Regions from separate parts of the Mus musculus genome. Here all the other regions are linked to region 3. A link is a loop called in an ENCODE intact Hi-C map of the cell type or tissue named here. Cell type or tissue: heart. All regions are shown on one strand. Region 1 holds the start of E2f7 (E2F transcription factor 7). Region 2 holds the start of 9230102K24Rik (RIKEN cDNA 9230102K24 gene). Region 3 overlaps Nav3 (neuron navigator 3). Region 4 overlaps Nav3 (neuron navigator 3). Region 5 holds the start of Nav3 (neuron navigator 3).

Region 1 (5,000 bases), 820 kb after region 3:
CCCCAAGGGCACCCAACAGAGACGTCCGACTTCCTGGAGCTCCCACGCTTCAGGGGAGATCAGGAGATCAGGACCCACGCAGAAGCTAAACGCAGGGGCTGCCACAGCTATTTCCCATCTGGTCATCCAAGACACTGGTAGGGTGAGAATTCTCAAACTTAAAAGGATCCACTTAGTAACTGTTAGAACACTATCGCTCTGAGCACGTCAATCAAACTATAACGTTTCCAATTGTTCTCCAGACTTAAGGTCATTCTTACTTAAACGTACAAATCTAAAATTACGTATCCAGTTCTTCTTAACTCAAAAGATGCCACACTTGAATGGAAACTGATAGAAAAATAAAATAAAAAAAAAGGTCATTGACACGAAACTGTAATCTCAATGAAAGAAGCACATAGTTTTGAAATGTCAGAGAAATGAATGGACTTTGTTGCTTTAATTTGGGTGTATGGGTTTTGAATGGTACCTCCTGAAGATGTCTATCCATGTAATACACTCTGAAACCCATGGGCATGATCATATTTAGATGACTTTCTAAATTTATATAGTAAATATAAGTATTTGTATAATATTTATATATGTTATATGTATAAACTTCTGTGGGTTTTTTTTTTTTAAGACAGTCATTTTGTGGTAAATCTATTGTAGCAGCCACAGAAAACCACCACAGTCATAAGTCATGCATCTCTTCATCTAAATTCTCTGGATCTGCGTGATGAAAAAAAAAAAAGTAAGTTTCAGTTTTTCTCTTTTCATGTCCCTATGGTTCTCTAACCATTTAGAAGATAGATTTTAGTTCCAATTTTTCTTTTGGTGTGTGTGTGTGTGTGTGTGTGTGTGTGTGTGTGTGAGAGAGAGAGAGAGAGAGAGAGAGAGAGAGAGAGAGACATGTAATTGCCAATGTGAAGACCAGAGCAGATGCTAGATGTCTTTTTTCAATAGCTCTACACATTATATTTACTCATCAGTTCATTAACTCATTCCTTTGAAATAGGGACTGTCACTGACCTAGGATAGCTTGACTGGCCAATGACCTTCTCGAAGCAGTGGGTCTCCGCAGCCTGGGTTACAGACTACCTCACCCCCAGCTTTGAAAATGGGTGCTGGGAATCCCAACTCCGTCCTCCTGCTTGTTGAGCAAGCACTTTACTGATTAAGCCATCTCTCCAACCCCATACCTCTGGTTTTTGACACGGGGGTCTTTCCTTTATCTGGAGCTTATTAAACAGGCTAGTCCGCAAGCCCCAGGGATCGGTCTGTGCCTGCTGGTGCTGCAAGCACAGGCACCTCCACACCAGCATGGGCACCAGAGGTCCAACTCTGATCCTTCAAGCACTTTATTGGCTGAGCTATCCCTATAGTCTTCAAATTGTTATTTGCCATAGACATACTTTTTTTTTAAGCTACTATTGTTTATTTGTTCATGCGGATTGTTTTACATGCGTTCTGGTCTTTTCTAAGGTATAGTCCGGTAGCCATTTTCAGGCTGAATGTACCAGCAGACTGGAGTAAAAACCGAAGGACTTGAGTAAATATTTTGAATTCTTCTGATGGCTCATTGTACATTTTTGAGAGCTGAGAGGTGAAGGGTGGGGCCTTTGCACGGAACGGCTAAGACGGGGTAATGAGAATGATAGTTTTGCGTTGAAGTGGGGAAATACTCGTGGGCATGTGTTAAAGAGGCCGTTATAAATCCCAGCTGAGGGCACCCTACAAAATAACAGTACTCGGGGAAAATCTGGGGATCAACCCAAGAAACTGAACCAGGAGCTTAGGAGAGATGAACAAAAGCGATGTCCTCCAACAGGAAATAAAAAAGCATTTGGTAAAAAGAAAACCTGAATAAATAGTGACTTAAACAAGTGCTTTGTACTTACATAAGTGGCTGAAACTGGGTACTAGATGTGAGTGAACTCTTTTAAAGTATCTTTTCAGTTTTTTGTGCAAATCCAAAACGGTTCTAAACAAGAGTTTCTCAAGAGGGGCCTAAAATAGCAGTCTTTCCTTAGGTTCATATTTTAAATAAGAATCCGAAGGAAGTGAAAGGTCTAATAGAAATCAGTAATATTCCAGAGATATTCTTGACTGTTCCCCCATCCCCCAAGCTAGTCCTTACTAGAAACTGTCTAATAACACATTCTCGACCATCTCTAATGCTCTGGAGAGGGAACACCAGGAAACCTTTTGCAAAACCCCCTTTGGTGCGGCTGCCGGGGTTGTTCCCAGGGCTAACGGGCGTGCCATCTGCTCGCAGCCCAGGTGCTAACCAGGGTTCACGTGTCACCTGGCGGCGCCGGGTGCTAGGGAGCCGCCCTGGCAGGTCCCGGCAACTCGGCTCCCGCAGGTTGCTGGGGGCAGGGCGGCGTCCGCAGCATCCCGCGCGTGCGGATCGTTTCCCCGGCTCCATCTGCTGCGCTGGGGGCCGGCGTGGGTCGGTCCCCCACAACAAAAGGGCGCCCCGCGGAGAGCGCGCCGGCCCGCGCCGCCCCGCCCCGGCTTCCCGCGTCCGCGCCCGCGTCCCCGCGGGAAACGCTCCCGCGTCACCGCCTCCAGGTACCCGGAAGGGGGAGGGGGCGAGGCGACAACAATCCGGCGGGCGGGCGAAGGGGAGGAAAGGCGCGGCGCCGAGCGCCAAGACAGCGAGGGGCGGGGCTTCGGGCCGTGCCGCCGCGCCATTGGTCGGCACCGCCCCGCCGGCCGCCGCGCATTGGTGAATGCTCAAATTCAGTCTCAAGGCGCCAGAGGAGGTGTTTTAGCGGGGACCGCGATCCAGGGCTGGAGCTTGGCTTAGGCGGGTAGGAGACGCTGTCGCTACGCGGACACCGCGGGTGGAGCGGAGGATCTGCGAGCCTTGCCCTGCCCTGCCCATGTCGCCAGCCGGCCGCTGAGATCTACACGCTCTGCCCGCTCACGCGTGCGGCTGCGGACGTCCCCGGAGAGACCCTCCATCGCGCAGCGACAGTAAGGAAGCGTGCGGCCCCCTCGGATGGGGAGGCGGGAATGCGGAGACGGGTTACCCGCCGCCCTGGATGCCGTCCCACAGGCCCCGGGTCCGAGTGCCCCCTGGGGTTGTGCTGGCTGCAGCGCTAGGTGAAGGAGGCTGGTCCCCACTACCACCTACCCCCACGATTTAGGGGTCCCCTGGGAAGAGTTTCACTTGGGGTGTGCTTAGATGCCTAGGGAGGGGCTGAGCGCTTCCCGCATGGGTTGGTCTCTAGATCAGGTTTCAGTCTACCCCCTAGATCAAACCCACTCAAAGTTGAATTCCTCCCGGTTCTTTGCGCCAAAATTAACTGACCTGGGAGACCCTGTAACTTTCTTGGCATTTGCCTAACACCTTCCTTCCTTGGTAACTATTTTGCCTGTTGCTTTTCATAAAGGATTGCAGTTTTGTTCAGTTTTTTCGTCTTCCCAGATTTCCAGTGATTCCTAAGTATATTTTAAGTGTTTGTCCGTGTGAGTTTTAATGAGGAATGGAGGGTGTCTTCATTCTTGGAAAATTCCAGGAATGCTGTAGGAAGGGAAAGTTGATGTTCACAAGTGGCATTTTGTCGTTGTTGTTGTAGGGGGAAATAAATGTAAAATCATTTTCTGATATAGTTGTGTGTTCCAGATGGAGGTGAATTGTTTAACACTAAAAGACTTGATCAGCCCCAGGCAGACCAGACTAGATTTTGCCATTGAAGATGCAGAGAACGCACAAAAGGTAAGCACAAATAAATACTTTATAGTCTCCAGCATGTTTTGGATGGTGATGCCTAGCTTTCGTCTCGTATACAGCATAATTGTGATGGCCGTTATAGAGGAGTTTTTAGAGAATGGGGCCATTGCGACCTTTGTTTCGGCTCCTCTTAAGTCATTAGTGTTGGAACCAGCTTCTGAAGCCAAAGGTGCATTCTGGATGCAGTGATCAGAAGTTTGTGATGCCTAGAGATCCCAAGGGCAGTTGAATTAATGTTGGAAGAAATTAGAAAGCGTTAATTCCCTGGAACAGGATTTTGTTGTTGTAAATACTGGATTTAATGTCCGAATGCTGAGAAACACCACCTTCCTCCTAATGGACCAACTACAGAGATGTCTCCCAAGAGTTACAGCCTTGCCTCCTAGACAGGGGTCAATGTGACTGACCCTCACCAGCTCCTCTGAATAGTTGACAGCCCTTCTGCTTCAGATATACTGAGCCACACACTCAGCAATGTCTAAACCACCCTGGCCTGCATCAGCACAGGTGTGCAGAACAGATGTCCTTTTGAGAAGACAGAGCTGTGAATCTGAGCGTTGTTTAAGCAACAGCAAACAGATGTAACAAACCAGTTTCAGAAACCTGGAATGGAAATCTCTAGTAGCAACTTCCTTAGGCATTGAACCTCTCTGGAGTCCAAGTGTTAGTTTTAGGTTAGCATCAACAGTGAACCTGCCTGGTGACAAAAGACTTGCCTTTATACAAGACTTTATACAATATTTGGCAGCTATTATGTTTGTTAGAGGGGGGCATGTATACCAAGACGTTTTTGTTTTAAAGAGTATTCTTAAAGTTACTTAAGACTACAACTATATATATATATGTATATGTATATGTATATGTATGTGTATATATATATATATATATATATATATATATATATATGTGTGTGTGTATTTAGAAGTTTTGGTTTTGGCAGTTCCAAAATAAAACTTTTCTGTTTTCCTTTGTAATTTGAATAGTTCTGCCTAGAAAGCGGTCTGCTCTCTCAGTGCCCCACTTTTGTTCTGGTCAGTGACTGACCAAGTACTGTCCCTGAGGTTTGATGGTCCCCTCCCCTAATTTGCCTCAGTAAGTGGTGAGTTTTCTCATGGGAAAGTGCAGAGAAATTCAAATGACCTAAGAGATTGGGAAAGTGGTCAAACCATCTCAACTAGAATGAATTGGTTGGGGTTTAGCGAAGAAAGGAGGCAAGAGATAAGAACACAGTGGTTTTTGTGGATATTGGGGTCTCTTTGACCTCTCCCCATTGCTA
Region 2 (5,000 bases), 680 kb after region 3:
TCTCCTTCCCCACCATGAATATACATATTTAACTGCACTAATTATGTTGGAAGTTTTATGTCTTCAAAGTTCATACCACAAGAGCAAATTAGAGGTGAGATTACTTTATAATGTAGACATAAACAATATAGCAACACACCTAATTACCATTGGGATTCTATTTAGAGATGGGGCTTTGAGGTTGAATGAAATAATACAGGATGTGTACTAATACAGTATGATTGTTAGGCTCAAAAGGAAAAGAGCCAATCACTATCCATACTCAACACAAGCAACAGCAACTGCTATCATGGAGGGGGAAATGGACTCTTAAATTATAGCTACTAAAATGATTTGGACAATCATAGTAATCAAGTCCCAGAGGATCATGGGCCACTCTTCTATTTTCAAGATATTAGGAAGCAGGCTTTAGTTCTCATGTAATGGCATCATAGATATCTAAAACTATATGGGGTCTAAATGTTATTAGAGAGTAAGAACTCTATCTCAATATGAACAAAACTACTGTCCTGGGAAAGATATTAAGATAAAGAAAAGAAAGGAAATTCCAGATTTTTCATCCTATGAAACAACAAAGTGCCCTCGTTAAACTTGTGAAATTCCTATTGCAACATGTAAGAGGGGCTGTCTGCATAAGAAACAGAAGATCTGTCTAGGATACCCATGGAAGATTATGAGACAATGCTTCTCTTACACAAACCTGAGAAAGCAGATTCAACATCTTTATTAGTTGTCAGCTTAACAAAAATCTACACTCACCTGTGAGATGGGCTTCCGAGAATGCCTGGGGGAATTACCTTGATTCTGTTCATAGATATAGGAAGATCTGCAATCTGCCTAGTGTGGGTGGCACCATTCCCTAGGCAGGGGAAGCTGAACTTGTAAGGCTAGAGAAAGTAAGCTGAACACTAACACACGCACATGTTCATGGCTCTCTTCTTCTGACTATTGATGTAACGTGACCAGCTTAGAGTTTCTGACACTTGGGTTCTTGAGGTTTTGGGGGTGTTGTTGTTATTGTTGTTGTTGTTGTTTGGGGTTTTTTGTTTTTTGTTTTTTGACACTTTGACTTTCTTGTCAGGATGGACTGTAACCTGTAACTACAGCCTAATAAAACAAACCCTTGATCTCTTAGGATGCTTTTGCCAGGGTATTTTATCACAACAGGAATAAAAAAAAAAAAAAAAAAAAAAAAAAAAACTAGACAGAATCTTCTATGTCAATCAGTTTCATTGTCAAATAAAATCTTGCGATCTTGAATTTAGACAGAACAGATTTTAAAACCAAACAGAATTTTGCAAATGGCTTCTTGAAGCATTTCCCAGGTCAGCTACTTTTCTATAAATGCCTTTCAAATATTTACTGCGGTAGCAATCAACCTTGGGTTAAATGTAGCATCTTCTGTCTCTGCCCTCACTGTCTAACGAGCACCAGGTTCATTTATAATATTAAGTTTCTCCTCAGCTGCATTACACTAGGGAAAACTGCATTTCTTTTACAACTTTAATAAATAAGACTATCAACATGATTAGCAACATTTAAAAATATTCTGAGCAGAGCTTTTTAAAAACCCTTTTATTGTAGCTATAGGCTTGCAAAGCAATGAGAAATGCGGTGGGGAACACAAGGAGACTCTCATATTGTCAATAGTTTTCCCTTGCTTACTAATTACACAATCCTCAACAGACAGTTAGACATGAGGTGTGGAAGAAACATCCCCTGAAAGAGAATACACACATGGACTGATTGCCCCTCTGCATTCTCCAAGGAAAATCAAAATAGGATTTAAAAAAAAATTAATGAGGGGGCCTGGAGAGATGGCTCAGCGGTAAAGAGAACTGGCTGCTCTTCCTGTAAAGAGGAGGTAAAGAGGAGCCTGACTGTATAATTTACAGTCATCTATGACTCCTGCTCAAGAGACCAAGGAATCCCTCTGGCATCCACGAGTCCCAAACACTCACATCGTGCATAGTCAAACACGCAGGGGAAAAAAAATCCATACACATAAAATACCATAGTAAAGTGTTTTGTTTTTTGTTTTTTTTTAATTACTGAGGGAAAGGCCCTTCAATAAACCCATCCGTTCAGGAACAAAGGGGTTAAATGTGTTTACAGCTCCCAAGTTAGTTTAGAGATAGCAATAAGGAAGTTTCATGGGACTTTGAACCTCCGTAGACAATGGAAGGTGTTTGTTCAGTTAGCTTTTCCAAAAAAAAATGACTTCCTGCCAAGCAGTTGGCTGTGACACTCACACACAATAGTCTGCACTTCCCACACAAGCCACTGAGAAATACTGATTTCCTGTGGGCTGTTTCCGAGGACTGCCATGATGGGAAGAGTGGGCAGAAGGAGGGAAGCGCCGCACTCGGTGCTTACAGTCTATTTCTAACAGTGCCTGAGAAAGCAAGCGCTGAGCTATTAACGTAATGAGCTTGGATTCAAAATTAAAAAGGGGGAGCCACAAAGCAGCACAGGCCGGCCACGAAGGGACGATGGCCTGAGTCCATAAGGATGTGAATGCCATTACTCATTAACACACACTCCACTTAAGGAAATCCTTAGGAAAAGCAACTGAGTCGAGCTAATGAGTCGCCTCTTCCTCCGATACTGGTTTTCATTGTCTACAGAGGGTTTCCCAACCTCCACTATCTGCTCACTGGACTTGATGGTATATCAACTTATAGAGGGAAATATTCGCACCCGGATGGTGTGCTAGGTCCTTTATTTATTCATCAAAAAAGAGAGAGAGAAAGAAAGGAGAGGAGGGAAGAAAGAAAGATGGATTTGCTCACAAGGCTATAATCTAAGGACAAGTATTGATTGCTGAAACACTAAAGGAATATCTAAAGCCAGGACAATATCTTTCAAGGTCAAGCTAGCGCATGTGTTGTAACACTGTGGACTCCACACAGTAAGGCGCCACTATTCAATTTCAAAAGGCTCATGGCAAAGGTAAGAATTTTAGGTGCCTTTTTTTTTTTTAATCTTTAACAATTTCTCTCCCTCTCTTTGCAAGTTTAACAGTCTGCTTCCTGGTGAGCCAAGCAGACATTACTTAGGAAAATGGGAAGGTTAGCTGGGGAGTGTCTCAGTTTGGTGAGGTTCTGGCCTCTCACATGGGAATTTGGTGGTTCGGGCTCTGGCTCTGTATATTGCACGTGCCAATAGTCTCTAGAGGGAAAGACAGGGGGGACCAGAAACAGGTTGTCCTTGGCTACATGGTGAGTCTGAGGACAGAGTGGGCTACATGAAACCCTGCCTCAAATGGATAGCAATAGAAATAATGCAAGCTCAGGTTTATTAAGGACTTGCCAGTGATGAAGCTTAAGAGAAAGCTCTTCACAAAGGGCACCTCCTTTAAGCCACATCTTTTATACTTACAGATGATATAAGTGAGATTCTGTAAATTGGTTGCTGGCTGAGGCAATAGCACCGAGAAGTAAAGCTAAATTTTACATCAAAGTCCCAAACCTCATACGTTACACCCCTTTCTTGGGACATCCTGTATATCACAAGAAAATCACATCAAGGAAATAAGTCTCAGTCTCTCTCTCTCTCTCTCTCTCTCTCTCTCTCTCTCTCTCTCTCTCCTTCTCTCTCTCTCTCTCTCTCTAAGAATTTTACCTGGATATGAGTCTTAGAATATACTGTTGATTCATATGTAGCAGAGGATTGCCTTATCTGGCATCAATGGGAGAGGAGGCCTTTGGTCCTATAAAGGTTTGATGCCCCAATGTAGGGGAATGCTAGGGAGGTGAGGTGGGAGTAGGTGGGTGGGTGGGTGGGTGGGCACCCTCATAGAATCAGGGGGAGGGGAGGGATAGGGGGTTTGTGTAGGGGAAAGTGGGAAGGGGGATAACATTTGAAATGTAAATAAATAAAATGACCCATTAAAAAATATACTGTTGAGTGCCTTGCAATCCTAATAAGTCCCTTTCAATCCTAATAAGGATGGAGAGAAAGGGAGGGGAAAGGTGAATGTGTAGACTGCCACTCAGCCGGTCTCACCTTGTATTCTCTGTGCTTGCATTTCAATCTAGGAAAAGCAACTTCACAAAGCCAACTCATTTGGTTCCTCTAAGTGTAGCTTAATTATTTGACAGCCGTCAGCCTTCGGGTACTGTTTCTGCAGTAAACAGTCTACTAGCCTGATTATCCCAAAGACCAGGACAATCACACTAATTTAACCCTGGTGCTACTATACACTCCATTATACTTCTATCGTAAACGCATAGCTAGAAAATCATTGCATTTGTCTAAAAATAGCACACAACTTGAAACTGCCTTAAAGTTCAAGAATAACTAGCAAAGTGAAGAACTGGTAACACTTTAGCTCAAAACTGGGCAGGGGTAGGGGTAAAAACCGAGGCTGCCCAGACTCATGCAGAAATGTGTGGATCTGATTTCTAGAATGGATTCACTCCGGCTCGTTTCTGAATTCTCTCAGCCTCTCGTGTTTCTCTCCTTACCCTCCTTGTGTTCTGTGTTGGGCCTCCTCTGCCCACAAATCTCTACGTCCCAATATATGCTAGGACTAAAACTGTGATTCTTGGAAAACAGATAATTTTATTAATATTAAGGTAAACAGAAAAATAATGGATATTTCAACATCTAGGTAAAACAATTCTTTACTGAGAATAGGTTCTTCTTTCATACAATCCATCCTGGCCACAGTCTCCCTTCCTCTACTCCCCCCACCTCCTCCTCACCTCCCCTCTTCCCAGATCCAATCCTCTTCAGAAAAAAAAAGCAGGCCTCCAAGAGACAACCACCAAGCATGCCAAAACAAGATACAACAGACAAGGTAGAAAGTCTTCACATAAAGGCTGGAAAAGGCAACCCAAGAGGAGGCAAAGAGTCACAAGAGCAGGCAAAAGAGTTGAAGATATACCCACTCCCACTTTTAGGCATCACACATAAACACCAAGCTAACAGCCATAACTTAGAGGCAGAGGACCTGGTGCAAGCCATGTAGGCCCCAGGTTTGCTGCTTCAGTCTC
Region 3 (5,000 bases):
ACAACAACACACCTTTTATGGGCCTAAGGTAGCTCTTCTTCATACATACCACAGTTATGTAGTTTGGTGTTCTTAGGATTCTGAACATTGGGTGTGGGTAGTGTCTCTGACTCCTTTGTCTACACATTGGACCCTTTTCTTTTTTTCCTCTGTTGCCCTGTCCAGTCTTGATATAAGGGTTTGTACCTAATTTTATTGCAACTTGTTGCGCATGTTCTGTTGATTTTCCTAAAAGGCCTGTTCTCATGATTGAAGGGAAACAGAACAGGAGTGGATCTGGGGGAGAGAAGTAGGGGGAAGACAGGGAGGAGGGGAGCAGAGGGTAGGGGGAATGGAGGTTGGAATGCAAGGTGGGAGAGAAGGCTAGAAACAAATTAAAATTAAAAATAAATAAAATGAATCTTGTTTTGGTTCTTGGCTCATAAGTGGATTTAATAACAGAGCTAAATTAAAGTTAAAGTTGTTGTTTAAAAAGAAAAACACTCTACAGAATACATGACATGCTAGAAAATATGTGTAAGAAGTTCTTGTGGCCTGACACTATTACTGATGTTGTGGTGTGCTTATAAACAGGGACCTATCAGGACTGCCCTCTGGAAGGCCCAACAAGCAGCTGAAAGAGTCAGATGCAGCTATTTGCAACCAACCAATGGACAGAAACTGGCGACCCCTGTGGTGGAATTAGGGACGGCTGGAAGAAGCTGAGGAGGAAGGCAACCCTGTAGGAGGACCAGTAGTCTCAACTGACATGACCTGAGATTTCTCCAACACTGAGCCACCAAACAGGCAGTATACACCAGCTGATATGAGGCCCCCATACAGACATACAGTAGAGGACTGCTGGGTCTGGTCTCAATCAGAGAATATGCACCTAACTCTCAAGAGACTGGAAACCCAGGGAGTGGAGAGGTCTGGTGGGGTGGGGTATTGGGGGGTGGGGAGCGGTGAAACATCCTTTCAGAGACTGGGGGAAGAAGGTATGGGTGTGGAACAGTCAGAAGGTGGACTGGGAGGCGAATAAAGTCTGGAATGTAAAAAAAAAACCGATTAAATAAACAAAAGAAGGAAAAGTTGTTCTTCTGGATGAAACACAAAGTTTCAAGAGGGTAAAGCTGGCTGATTGAGAATTTTCGACCTCTGGTTTGGGTATGTGATCCCTCACTCTGGTGATAAATTGATTGACAGAACTCTTTAGCACAGGCCAGTGTTTGTCACATTTAGACCCTAGACCATCACCTGAGTCATGTATGAACTTTTAAGGAACTATTTATTTATTTTTATGTGGATTGATGTTTTCCTGTCTGTATGTCTGTGTGAGGGTGTCAGATCCTTTGGAACTGGAGTTGCAGGCAGTAGTGTGCCACCTTGTGGCTGCTGGGAATTGAACCTGGGTCCTCCAGAAAGAGTAGCCAGTGCTCTTATCAGCTGAGCCAACTTTCCAGCTTCCATGCATGAACTTTTATAGACATACCCAGTTCTACTGTCTCACAGGCTCTGGATGGTGGGGCCAGAAAACAATCATGAGGCTTCCACGGGGTTCTAAAGTGGGCTCCTGTTTATAAATACTTACATGGATAAATACACTTCACAAATTAAAAGCAATTAGACTATAAGAGTTAAGCACCTCTCAACACAGAGGGCACATTATTCTGTGTTCATGGAGTTCACAATAGCATAGCTTACTTCTTGTATGTCCAAGAAAACACCAGCCCACGACAGGATGCATGGGGATGTTCTTTGCAAACCATTCATTCCTGTGTTTTAAGACCTTCATATTATTGGTGATAAAATTGGTAGATTGTCTCAAGAGAGAAATAACATCCTTTCCTTTTCTTTCTAGCTCTTCTTTTCTTCATTAAGTTCTTAACTTGTTTATTATCAACTGGAATGTGGAAGAATCATACTTTTTATTCACTTAGTCTTGAACCACCGGAGTTAGAAGTTGAGAATGCCCTGCCTGTTGTGTTATAAACTACAGCGAAAGTATCAGAACTCAGAACTCAGCAGCTCTGTCCATTCCTGTCCTGACAGCAAATAACAGCGAACAAACAATTCGGGGTAAAAGAGACATTAAGGTACAGGCTTTCTTGAAATGTTCAATTATTTCTTGCTCCATGAGTTCTATACAAACAACAGCCAAACAGAACCCAAAAATTATCTGGAAGGTTTTACATAATCTATGTATGTGTGTATAGCCATATAGATATATTGATATATCTATACATATGTGTGTACATGTATATATGTAAAATATGCATATATATACAAATATGTATGTGCATATGTATATATGAATACGTGTACATATGTATATATGTATATACATACATAAACATATATAATTATATATACATATATACACATTTATGCATATACACACAACACACACAAATATACATATATATACACATAAATACATACATACATACCTGTGTACACATGTATACGTACATATAAACCTTACACATGGTGACTTCTGGCCTTTGTCTCTATTAAGGTCACCTTGACAATATTTTTTTAAAGTCAAACAATGTATCTGCTACCCTTTTCTCTTTGGCTACATGCTATAGCTGCAGCCAACCACGAGGTGGCACTAGGTATACGTGCCAGTAAGACAATCATAATAGTAGATGTGGCTGAGGGCTTTGTCACCCTGAACAGGCAGAACTCAACTCCCATAATGAGAGAACCACAGGACCACAACAGAGCACCCAGACTTCAAAGTCGTCATCTTAATGGCCATCTGAAAAGCCTCCAAATTTCATCTTAAAATCCTTTCATTTTAAATGGACCGCAATGGCCAGACTGCTGAGGAAATCATATGAACCCCTAACAAATTATCGTGAAGAGATAATCAAACGACTTCATGAAGTGGAAAATAAAAATGAAAAACAAGCACAAAGCTGACAGGCTTATCCTCATCAAGTGTCATACTGCCTTTAGACATGTATAGGTTCAAGTCCCCAAACTATTCTAAAAACGATCTTGCTTTATGAACTTTCTTTTCCAGTGAGTGAAACAACTTATCAAGAACTATGTGCAATACAGGCTAAAACATTTTAACATAAATGGAAAACACAAGCGGTAAATATTTTCCCGAGACAGGGAAGCTGACCTAAACCCATGTGCATTTCCCCAATCCCTTAGCTTCTCCCACTCAGTCTGCCCACTGCCCCTCCCCCGCCACAATGAAGTTCAATTGCGGAAGGTTTTCAGATGTGGAAAGATTGGAGCCTGGAGTCAGGAGCACTCGGCTCCTCTCCCAGCCCCACCACTTACTACTAGGGCTGGATTTTCCTTCTCACAAATGCGGGGATCACACGCTTATCTCCCCTGCCTCTCTCGCAGGGAGGATGAACTTTAATGGGAAACATCTGCAAAAGCAAAGTCCATCACGCAATGCGAAGCATCGCTATTGTAACCAATGGGACGTGGCATCTACGAATTACATTTTAATATCTATTCTACAGTCACAGAACACTTTCAGATTGCTATTTCAAGGCATTCCATTTTTTTAAAAAAAATATTTTAAACCATTGCTCATGTAAATACTAAAATGGCTTGTTTGGGTTGAAAGATACTCTCGAGATACCTAAAATGTTTTATTTTCACACACTGCCTTTATTCTGAAGTTGATCTCTGTTCATATTTGATGTATTGCTTAATATGTGCCAAGGAAAAAATATATATTCAGATAGAAAGTCAGATATTGGCCTCTCATATGTCTTTATAATTGACTGTGTTGTTCAGGAGAGACAGCTCAGCGTAAAGAAGGCTTGCTTTGCCAGGATGAGGACTTACTACGTTTGCATTGCCAGCCCATACGTTAAAGCAAGGCACGACACAGTACATTTCTGTAATCCGGGACAAAGAACAGAGACAAAAGGATCCTGGGTGGCTCATCGGTCAGCCAGTATAGCCATGCTAGTGAGCTCTAGGTTTATCGAAGGTACCCTTTAACAAAGTTATAAGATCAATAATGACATAGGAAGACAGGTGGCATCAACATGTGGCTTTTCCCTGCACATATGTACATGTGCAGACAAACTAGAACACATACACGCCACCATACACACTTCAGTGTAGTGTCATTCTTAGGCACTCGAAACTGACTTCAAAAATACTAGCTCGCTGATGTCAAAGAAAATTAGTAAAATTAATAAAACAACCAAAAACCAGTTTAAACCAGTGTTTGGATTTCCAGAAGCTCAGAATGATTCTGCATTCAAAGTGAAAACAGGAGACCCCTCATCTATTATCCTCACACGGAGAAGTATAGCTATCAGGAGTTTAGGTTGAGGTGCTGGCCAGGATAGCTATCATCAGTAATGAACAGAGGTGGGAGCAGAAATAGCATTCTGTTCAGAAATAATTTACGTAGGTAGAGAGACGCATGCCCAGATCCCAAAACTCAGATACACTAGCCACCAATGAAGCAGAATATTCCCCAAGTAGAGGAGTTGAAATCAGGTATTAATAAAAGACATGAACCTGGATGCTCTCAGGCACCTTCATAATATCAATTAATTTTATTCTAAGAAATGGCCTCAGAAAGGGCCTATCTGTTTTCCCTTCAATGAAGGGAAATTGCAGAGTCATAAAATTATCCGAAGACATGTGCGTGGTCTTGCATCTTCTGGAAGAGTAGGTAATTGGAACACCAGGCTGAACTAAGGAAGACACTTCAGGTTCCAATGAGGAGAATCTTGTACTTCAAGTTCAGTGGCAAAGAGACTCAGGGAGAGCTTGGACCCCACTGCTGCAGCTGCTCTTATGTCCTAGGACATGCCACCAAAGCCAGCCATTTAATCCTCACATGTCAGTCACAGTGTAGATCCCACTTAGTCCTGTGAGCCTGATTTTATCTAATCAAAGAGGAGTTTTTGGGAAGTTAGCAGCAAACAAGTATGGAAACTGTCCTTACCTTCTCCATACACACACACACACACACACACACACACACACACACACACACACACACCATATATATTTACTCACAC
Region 4 (5,000 bases), 74 kb after region 3:
TAAAAAACTCCCTTGGGACATCAAATTCCTTATCCAGAAATAGGGACCAGTAATCCAGCAGAAAGCATTTCTTTCTTTTACAAAAACTGGAACAACAGTGGAAACTGAGAAACAAGAAGAGAACAGAGTGAAACTTGTCAATGATTAAGTCGGAATTCCTGGATGAATCCTTAACTTTTGCTACTTTCCTCTGGCAAAATCCAGTCTCCAAGAAGCCAGTGAAGGACAACATTGCTTTTGACAATTGCTTTCACACTGGTGTGAAGGAAAAAACAGAGATGCTGTAAGAATCAGATAAACTATACTGTAACCCAATGCTTCACAGTATCTCTGCTAATAAAGTAATCAGTCTGTACTTTGTGGTGATAATAATAAATTAGGTTTATATGTCTATCATCTATTATGCAGTAGATACTCAAAGTGTCAATTATCATCAGTTTTATACTATAAGTTGAAAAGTTCAAAATGTTTCAAACAAATCTGCATTCTTATGTAAAGAAAATGTTTTGTTTTTACAAGACTTATAGTGTGGGTAGTTGATAATGGGTCAACTAATTCAAACCTCTTCTTTTACTAATGTGACATTCTTGCTTGTGTTTGGGTTTGGCTCTGGGATAAAGATATCTATTTTCTTGCTCCCATGTCCTAGAGCTCCAGCCTTCTTCTAATGTGGATCTTCTCCTGCTTCATTTCATCACTGTGTTTCTAGAAGCTTACACATGTCAGCTTAGTAGTTCCCAATCTCTTCTCAGCCTGTACAGGGTAGGGTAGTCCCAACACCATCGCCACGGCTTCTCTTACCATCTTCCAGCGTGTCAAACCACATCTACCTTCTTCTATTTGTTATAATTGGCTAATCATCTTTCATTTTATAAAATATCACCTTATTTCATACACTGATGAACAGTAGTCTCTCTGAAATATTCTTTTTTTTTCTCATGTTTACTTGATCAGATAAAAGACATGGTTCAAATGTAATTTTCGATATAAGTGAATAGTAAGCCAATGCCCTGTTGTCCTAGCACTTTGTTAGCATTTTTCAGCAAACCTTTACATTAGATGCATATTAATAAATGTTGACCAAGTATGTACTTTCTTTTGATATATAATTATATAATTATAATTAAAATTCTTTAATCTGTGCAACAAGCTTGTGAGTTAGTTATTACTCTTATTTTAAAAAGACTACGACTCAGGTATAAATTGATTTGCCAACATCATTTTGCTAATAAATATGTAACATTCCAGAAAGACTATTGCTAACAGAATTCAGATGTCTGCTAACTTTGTGTTCTTTTCATACATTTCAGTGTTTGGAGATAATTCTGATTGCTATAGCTGGAGAATGACAATGATTTGGTATAACGGAATGAGGAAGAAATGCTAACAAATATTCCACAATTGGCAGAATACTACTTCTCCTACCTTTGCAACAAACCCAAGCAGATCCCAATACCATTAATAGTAAGCTATTTAAATTCCTGGTCCAAAGAATTAACTGGAGTGGAAAACAATGAGCATACTCGAGAGAAATAGGATAAGGGAGGAGACACGATCAGGAAATAGAATGAAAGAAAAAAAGAGTTGCCTTTCAAAAGTGTATCACTCTGGGTATGTACCTCAGTGCATAGAGAGCAAAGCCTAGTATATCAGGAGTTCCAGCTAAATTCCCAGCTCCCCATAAGTGGGGGAGTGATGTCAGCAGCACAGGCCTATAACCCCAAATCCTCCAGATGTGACAGCTTGAGGGATCCGAACAGTTCCATCAGGACCTCTCCTTCTTGTCTCACTTCAGTTTTAGATGACATAAAGGCTGAATTACTTATGTTCTTTGAACTGGGCATAACTCTATGTCCTTGGGGGCCTAATACAATGTTCTCTTAATTATACTCCATATAGAATGTTACAAATTGAATATGGTAGCTGATGGTGTTATAACATGCCAAAGTGTTAAAACCCTGCTCAAAAATTAATGATATATCTATTGACTTCATGTGTCTATAAATAACACATTTAGTAGATGTTTTTTCAATAAAGGAAAGATGGCTTTGATACCAAAGAGAAACAATGTAACCTATTGGCAAACTGCCAAAAAATACTTGAAAAATGTCAACACAACAGACTGAGTCATATAAAGAACGTAGGAAGATTCAGCACATGTGACGGATATGACTTTTAATATAATTTTGTAGTTTAGCTAATGAGATGAAACACGTAAGGGCTTTTTAAATAACACAAAACAAAACGATAGGCCACCATTTCAGACTGTCAATGATTTTACAAGGACAATAAATGGATTACAATGAAAAAATGACTCTCCAGCCTGTAGAGAAAATGTTCAAATGTAAGCATTATTTCCACATTTTTCATTCCAGTTCTACCAACAAGACACAAGCCAATTAAAGCATCCGTAACATCTTAGCTGACAAAAGAGCTGTAACTACGAAAAGGAATGATGATGATTCTATAAACACAAATAAGAGAATGTACAAGCATAGCTTACCTAGGGGACTGCAGGCTGATCCGCAGCTGCAGGGCAGGCCAGCTCTAAAAATGCTGGCCCATGAGCAAGCCCACAGGAGCGCTGACAGCCCTCAGCACTGGCTGGGAACCTTTGCAAAGGGAAACAGCTGGAAGCCAGAGCCAGGATCTACTCAGTTGACATCTGCTGCTCTATGTCTATCTGGGGGCTACTTTTATTCATTTCTGTTTCTCATATAATCCAGTAGAGGCTATGTGTCTACTTAATCTTCTTCTCCTGATGGTTCGATATACTTAGACATAGACAAGGATTTATTTACAATTCATAGCAATGGTGTTTAATATCTGAAATATATGAAAATTTTCTACATGAACACCAAGGCTCTAGATACCCTCCCCCCCTCCCGCGGGCACATCTTTCTATCATCAAAAGTCTTCATTGTTAGTTAGTTAGTTAAGAATTAACATTTTCCACAACTGCAAACTCTTATTTTGAACCTGTTTTCTGCCATAATCTATCATTGAAAACCTGGTCAGTATCTTTACCGTTCCAAACCTCAGTTTCTTCACGTGCAAAAATAGGACAATAGTAGTGTCTACATCATCTAGCCAGTGAGAACACTAAGTAGGATGCCCGGTGAAGCACCTGGTTCGCTACCTAGCCTGTTGCAATTATAGATGATGCTCATTAGCATCAGTTCCCCTCAGCAATGACTTATCTAAATGTCCTGACCATGACCATTGGTTCCAATTGTCATGTAAGTGCCTTCTCCGTGGCTACTTAATGAGCTCACTATCCACTGATGTCATCCTGCTACTTTCTCCAGATACTACTGTCACTTTACCCACTAAACATTTTGCAACACTATTTCATTAAAAACTGCTTTCCCCCTCTGTACCCCAGTCCTACCTGCCCAGCACATAAACAACAACTTTTGAATCCTTTTGGAATTATCCATTCATATAAGATTTCTCTTATAAATCCACAAAACAAATTTTTCATTAGTAATACATATACATTTATATATCATATATTACTATATGTTATATATTAGTTATATATATATTTAAATATGAATAATATATTTATTACCAGTATATTAGTATGACATATACTAATAAAATATATTATTCATATATAAGTATATAATATACAAAATGTAATATACAATATACAATATATAATATATAGTCAGGACACTGAGGCAAGAGGCCTGCTATGATTCCCATACCAGCCTGGTATACACAATGGGTTATAGGTTATCAAAGGCTACAGAGTTAGGCCTTACCTCAAAAACAAAACAAAATCTAGGAAATAAGTAAAAATCGTACTTTGAAAAGAAGGAAATGTTCAAAGTATTATTTACATATAACATAAATAGAATATATATATGAATATGTACGTACTAAACCTGAAACTAGAGTGCCTCATCATAAGCAATTCATTTGACTGTCTTTTGTCTTAAGTATTAGACTAACTCCTTTCTAAACACATGAGGATGAAATGATTCCTCCTAAGCCATCCTTGAACTCACTGAGTAGGAACACTGAGAAAGTGATTCCTATTAGCATGGACTAAAGAACTAAACTTTCTCACATTGCTCTAGATCTTCTCAAAAGCACGTACGTTCTCTGTCATTTTACTTCCATCATGTGCACTTTTTAAAGCATTCCTTTGGCATTTGGAATGAGTTGTAAAGGTTGAGTGGTATTTGTATCATATGGTAAACCCAGAAAAGGTACGGAAATTATTTTGTGGAGAGACTGGCAGGTATAGGAAACAAAAGGTTTCTTTCTGAAATCTATCCTCAATCATCTCAAGGAAAGGCTCTAAATCAACAGTAACATCTTGGTACTGGTTTAGGGAAGAAGCCAGTAAGAGTTGAAAAGCAATGAGAGGGGTTAGAACATTCAGATTAAGTAAAAAAAAGTCTGAAAAAAGTACATCAAAGGAAAATATCAGCCCTTGACATTTTTATGGCACATTTTCCAACTCCACGTGATATATGTATATATATATATTTTTCAAAATATGAAGCACAAATGAAATCTAATAATTAAGAAAAGAGAGGCCATGAACTTGAGAGAGGACATGTGGTATATATGGGAGGGATTGGAGCAAGGAAAAGAAAGGGGGAAAATAATGTAGTTATGATAATTTCAAAACCTAAAATCAAGCAGCATCATCATCATTGTTATTATTATTATTTACAAAACTAATATGATTTCTTTAAAGATAGGAGAATTAAGCAGTCTTTTTTTCTTTTTTATTAAGGCATTTTTTATTAGACATTTTCTTCATTTACATTGCAAATTCTATCCCCAAAGCCCCCTATACCCTCCCACTGCCCTGCTCCCCAACCTACCCACTCCCTCTTCTTGGTCCTGGCATTCCTCTGTTCTGGGACATATATCTTCTCAAGACCAAGAGCCTTTCCTCCCATTGATGGCCAACTAGGCCATCCTCTGCTACATATGCAGCTAAAGACACGAGCTCGGGGGGGGGGGGGTAACTGGTT
Region 5 (5,000 bases), 81 kb after region 3:
ACTGCAAGTGATACTTAAGAAGGTTTAGAGCAGTGGGTCTCAACCTTCCTAGAGCTGGGACCCTTTAAGATAGTGTGTGATGCTGTGGTTACCTGCAACCATAAAATCAAGCCCTGAAAGGGGTCGCCACCCACAGGTTGAGAAACTCTGCCTTAGATGACTCTTCAGTAAAAAGTTTCTCCTGCAGGGCCACATGAGCACTCTGCCACTGGAGCAAACATTTGAAGAAGGCTCAGTACCCAAGAGCTCACAAAATACCAGAAAGTAAGTTAAAAAAAAAAAAAAAAAGAAAGAGAGAGAGAGAGAGAGAGAGAGAGAGAGAGAGAGAGAGAGAGAGAAAAGAAAACCCATGTCAGCAATAAGTAAAACGGCAGCGTTTCAATTTGTAAACAGAAATCCTGGCAAATGTGTAGTAAGAGGGACAATACTTCATTTTTTTCTGTCCACATTACAATAAAATAAGCAGCTAGCACTCAAACATTCAAATCCTGCAGATGATGTTTGGAGAAAATAGAGGACACGCACAAGGGATTTGACAGAGATTTCCTTTTAAAGGTAATGTATATGGGAGTGGACTCCCATTTGTTTATACCTGTGAATGTCACCAATGGAGCAGTATCTAGGAGTAACTATATTAATAAGTAATTACTTGTTCCATTAATAAGAATACTGGCTATCCTATACAGATATTCAGAATTTTCTTCATGACTTTTCCAACTATCCACTAAAATACAGTTTACACATTCAGTCCTCAGTCTCACATAAATCTGCCCCCTCCTTATAGCAGAGTTCCTCTAAGTATCACCATCTCCCAAAGTTCATGGTGCAACTGACAAGAAGTTTCTCTGTGTGGTTTTTTTAAAGTCTACAGTAACCTTTGGCTACTAACCTTGCTGTCTTCGATCTCCTTGGCTGTTCCCTGCAGGGCTTTCTTCTCTCCAAACTCACAGGTTGATTTTAATGTGAGCTGGCACGAAAGCATTGAGCGCTCCGGTGTAGCAAATTCCAGAGGTCTCGAGGAACAGCGCCGTGACACACTGATGCCAAGATTCGGTATCGGAAGAGCAGCGTGAACAGGCTTTGGCCCAACAGCTGGCTGTCTCAGTTTTGAGGCAACCCCAAGGACAGGCATGGCTTCTATAAAAGTATCTTTTTGTTGCCAAAGAAAATGCTCTTAACCTCAGTCTGGTAGACTCCAGCTTTAGTATTTTCAGAAGAAAGAAAGAAAAAAAACTACTAAGCAAAACTAGCAGTCATCTGGAGGAGAAAGAAAAAGAAAGAAAGAAAGAGAGAGAGAGAGAGAGAGAGAGAGAGAGAGAGAGAGAGAGAGAGAGAGAGAAAGAAAGAAAGAAAGAAAGAAAGAAAGAAAGAAAGAAAGAAAGAAAGAAAGAAAGAAAGAAAAACTCACACATACAGTAACTTTCAAACTAAGTTTCAGGAAGAGATAAACTTTTTTCTCATCTGAGAATCTGTCTTGCTAGTTCAGATTCTCTCTTCTCTCTCTCTCTCTCTCTCTCTCTCTCTCTCTCTCTCTCTCTCTCTCTCTCTCCCTCCCTCCCTCCCTCCCTCCCTCTCTCCTGTTCAGCAAGTTAGTGTCTGCAAAATAAATTCTACAAAGCCATTTCTGAAGGATTATAGAGTTCCTCACTTTGTTTTCTTCTCCCTACACCAGCAGCAGCCTGAGATTGGTCTTTGAAAGGAGAGAGGTCAGGGTGGGGGGAGGAGGGAACAAAGGAAAATCCCTTCAGTCCAGTTTCAGCCTAGTTGTCAAAGAAGCCAAAAGACCACAATAGTGGATGGCTAAGAGTTCTTCCTGACTTCAGAAATAACCAGCCTGCATTCTCTTCCTAAAGCAAAAAAAAAAAAAAAAAAAAAAAAAAAAGCAGGTCACTGTCCAAAACAAACAGCTGTTGGAAGAACTTTTAGCCCGGAAACAATTTCAGCAATGAAGCTGTTTGTCTAATTTCCAGCTATTTTTCACTCTTGACAGCCAGGAGCCACGGTGTTCATTCTGCTCCATCCCATGAAATCAGGCTAAACTGGAGAAACAGGACAGCCAGCTAAAGCAGCTGAAGCCTTCCGCAGACCTTGCCTGCTTATGTTACAAACTGCAGTAAACACAGGAAGCCAGGCATTAGATGCATGGTGATTTCTAAATGTAATGATGGCGTTCCCATTCCCAGGACAGCCATGTCCCACACAGCAGTTATGGGGCTAAGCATATTAGATGTTAGTGCAAGTAACCGCTGGAATCACATGGAATGCACACACTTAGGGTCAATACTTTGTAAAAATGTGGCAGAATAGAGACTGGCAGCAATATATATATATATCAAGAGTAAATAAAAGAAGCTATTTTGCAGAAAACTCAATAATCTTCCTAAACCTGGGGCATGTGGGACAAAACCAAGTTCAAAGTGGAGAGGTCAGCATCTTTAAACGTCCTCCCTGGGTTCCTTCCTCGGCTCACTAGACCACTCTTTTATTTATTTATTTATTTATTTATTTATTTATTTATTTATTATTAGATATTTTCTTTATATACATTTCAAATGCTATCCCGAAAGTTCCCTATACTCTCACTCTACCCTGTTCCCCTACCCACCCACTCCCACTTCTTGGCCCTGGCGTTCCCCTGTACTGAGGCATACAAAGTTTGCAAGACCAAGGGGTCTCTCTTCCCAGTGATGGCTGACTAGTCCTTCTTCTGCTATATATGCAGCTAGAGACACAGGCTCTGGGGGTACTGCTTAGTTCATATTGTTGTCCCACCTATAGGGTTGCAGACCCCTTCAGCTCCTTGTGTGCTTTCTCTAGCTTCTCCATTGGGGGCCCTGTGTTTCATCTTATAGATGACTGTGAGCATCCACTTCTGTATTTGCCAGGCACTGGCATAGCTTCATAGGAGACAGCTATAACAGGGTCCCTTCAGCAAAATCTCTCGAGATTCTTTCTTAATAAGAAACAACTATTTCCATATGTAATAATTTATCTCTGTTAGAATCCTTTGCTCTGGGACTAAAGAGTCTGGGCTCAGGAGCCTTCCGAATTTAGATCATCCTCAGTTTCTTAAATCTAAGCAGGACTTTCCTAAACACTTCGGCATTTCTCTCTTACTAACCTCTATGCTTGTCTTACAATTCACAACGTCTTCTTCATCTCCTGTCTTTTTTGTGGTTGTTGGAATTTTCAGCTTGAGTGTCTGGTTGTTTCACCTTCACACTTAAAAAAAAAAACAGTCTTCGAACTTCCTTCTGCATCTGTTTTATTGGTGAGACTAAGAAGTCAAAACAGGAACCACAATTTCTCTGATAACAAAAAAGAATTTTGATTGAGATATACTCAGGCATTAAACTGAATGTTATGAAGGCAGAGAGAGAGAGAGAGAGAGAGAGAGAGAGAGAGAGAGAGAGAGAGAGAGAGAGAGAGAGAGAGTTTAAACAATAGCTTCCCAAGCTTTAGCTCCACCTAAAGTTTTACATTTTTAAAAAAGTTTCTGAATCTCCACTCAATTCTGCTGATCCAGTTTGTAAAAACCTCTCTTTTGCAATCATGTCAGATTCTATTCTGGCTAAATAGAAGCAAGGAGGAGTGCTAGTCAGGCATACATCTTTGTCCTGAAATACAAAGTGTCCACAGGAAATCTCCCATTAGTTAGTAAAGCAGCATGTGTGTGTTACCGTATTGGGATTTTACTAGGAGTTTCTACCAATAAAATGAACTTTATTTTGTATCTTTTGTGTTTCTACTGAACAACTCCTTTTGTGCAATTAAATTTACAGAAAACTTCATACGTGCATATTATACATATATATAATATACATACCCACAGCTTCTTTCTCCTCTCACCACTACCAAGCACCCCACACACACACACACCGCCTTTCCCTACAACTTACCACATTCACCTGTTTCTAGGGACTTGGGCTTCTTTCTTTGTTCCTTTCTTATTACTGAGTTTAATCAGGGACTGTGGTACTCATTAGCTGGTACTGAAGGCAATAACTTTTCTCTCCTAGAATCTTTCAACAGCCAAGAGTTGAACAGTGAGAGATACGGCTTCCTTAGTTTCTTCCTAATCCATGTCTAACCTTTGAGGCATCCATCCATCATGTCAGGATAGGCAACTGAAGCTATTATGATTTCATGATAGCAATGTCTGCATTGTGCCTAAAAGATAGCATCTTGCAACTGTTTCTCTCTCTCTCTGTCTCCCTGTCTGTCTCTGTCTGTCTATCTGTGTCTCACTCTCTCTCTCTCTCCTTCTCTTTTTCTCTCTCTGCCTCTCCCCAACCCCCTGCCGCATCCCGCTCTTATATTCCCTTTCACACTGTACCCTTGGCCTCTGAACAGTGGTATGAATGTCATGCTTAGGCATGCTGCTTCATCTACCTCTTATTTTAGTATTTTGTTGCACAAGTTTCTGCATTCACTGTCATTCGCTGCTAAGAGAAACATCTTGGCTAAGACAGAGGCTATCATTTATCTATAGATATATCTTATGATCTCTCCAGCCTTGATTTTTTTTTTTTACTGTAGGTACATACCAGGCATAAATTTCCTCCTGTTTAAGGCCCTGAATTCAATCAGAGAGCAGTTGGTTATCTCCATAACACTTATGCAGCTACTGTACTGGTAGACATAGCTTGCCTGAGAAGTTAGTCTTGTATTTGTAGAGCCAACACCTGAGCTAGTTCTCTGATGCCCCTTTTCTCCCAGAATATTACATTGCAACCTCAGCAACTAAGAAATTATCCAGTATGGAGGACATACATTTCTAGCTTAGTTTGTTTCATTCTTCTGTGTGTGCAACCAAGATGTGAGATGCTTTCTAAGCAGAGGGACCTAGTTCTCATAGGCAACTACAAGCATAATAGCAAGAACCTGTTTTCTTTTGGTGTCTCTGGGGCCTCCCTAACCAACAATGTATATGGAGCTTCCCTGAATTTGGGATTGAGATTTTTGTCTAGGAACCTGCTGCTTCTAGAAGCAGCACTATC

The links. Hi-C counts contacts between places; a loop is a spot of excess contacts. Peaks named below come from ENCODE experiments on the same cell type or tissue, not always from the same donor. Only the 100,000 strongest peaks of a DNase experiment are listed, where the experiment ranks them.
Region 1: it touches region 3 in a loop (2.4-fold over the local background); 7 of 42 quality-filtered maps call a loop at or near these places.
Region 2: it touches region 3 in a loop (2.4-fold over the local background); 2 of 42 quality-filtered maps call a loop at or near these places.
Region 4: a loop joins it to region 3, with 4 times the contacts of the local background. A loop is called at or near these places in 5 of 42 quality-filtered maps.
Region 5: a loop joins it to region 3, with 6 times the contacts of the local background. A loop is called at or near these places in 5 of 42 quality-filtered maps.

Annotation. Positions count from the first base shown.
Region 1 is chr10:110,742,716-110,747,715 of GRCm38, forward strand. E2f7 (E2F transcription factor 7) reads left to right here and starts at 2,724. Exons shown (of 13, transcript NM_178609.5): 1 at 2,724-2,964; 2 at 3,617-3,709. The coding sequence starts at 3,617. In heart, a CTCF peak has its summit at 2,769; a DNase peak (open chromatin) is centred at 2,676; H3K4me3 peaks cover 2,514 bases; H3K27ac peaks cover 2,087 bases.
Region 2 is chr10:110,598,269-110,603,268 of GRCm38, forward strand. 9230102K24Rik (RIKEN cDNA 9230102K24 gene) reads left to right here and starts at 2,382. Exons shown (of 3, transcript NR_028438.1): 1 at 2,382-2,952. In heart, a CTCF peak has its summit at 2,301; a DNase peak (open chromatin) is centred at 2,333; H3K27ac peaks cover 411 bases.
Region 3 is chr10:109,918,349-109,923,348 of GRCm38, forward strand. All of the region lies in intron 1 of Nav3 (neuron navigator 3), which reads right to left. Among named protein-coding and RNA genes, the nearest start is that of Nav3, 80 kb to the right of the region's middle. In heart, CTCF peaks have their summits at 1,371 (motif pointing left) and 2,578 (motif pointing right); a DNase peak (open chromatin) is centred at 2,623.
Region 4 is chr10:109,991,906-109,996,905 of GRCm38, forward strand. The region is part of intron 1 of Nav3 (neuron navigator 3); the gene reads right to left. Among named protein-coding and RNA genes, the nearest start is that of Nav3, 6.0 kb to the right of the region's middle. In heart, no CTCF peak of the experiment used is centred here; a DNase peak (open chromatin) is centred at 2,586.
Region 5 is chr10:109,999,088-110,004,087 of GRCm38, forward strand. It overlaps Nav3 (neuron navigator 3), which reads right to left and starts at 1,303. Exons shown (of 38, transcript NM_001368815.1): 1 at 890-1,303. The coding sequence starts at 1,132. In heart, no CTCF peak of the experiment used is centred here; DNase peaks (open chromatin) are centred at 1,764 and 2,054.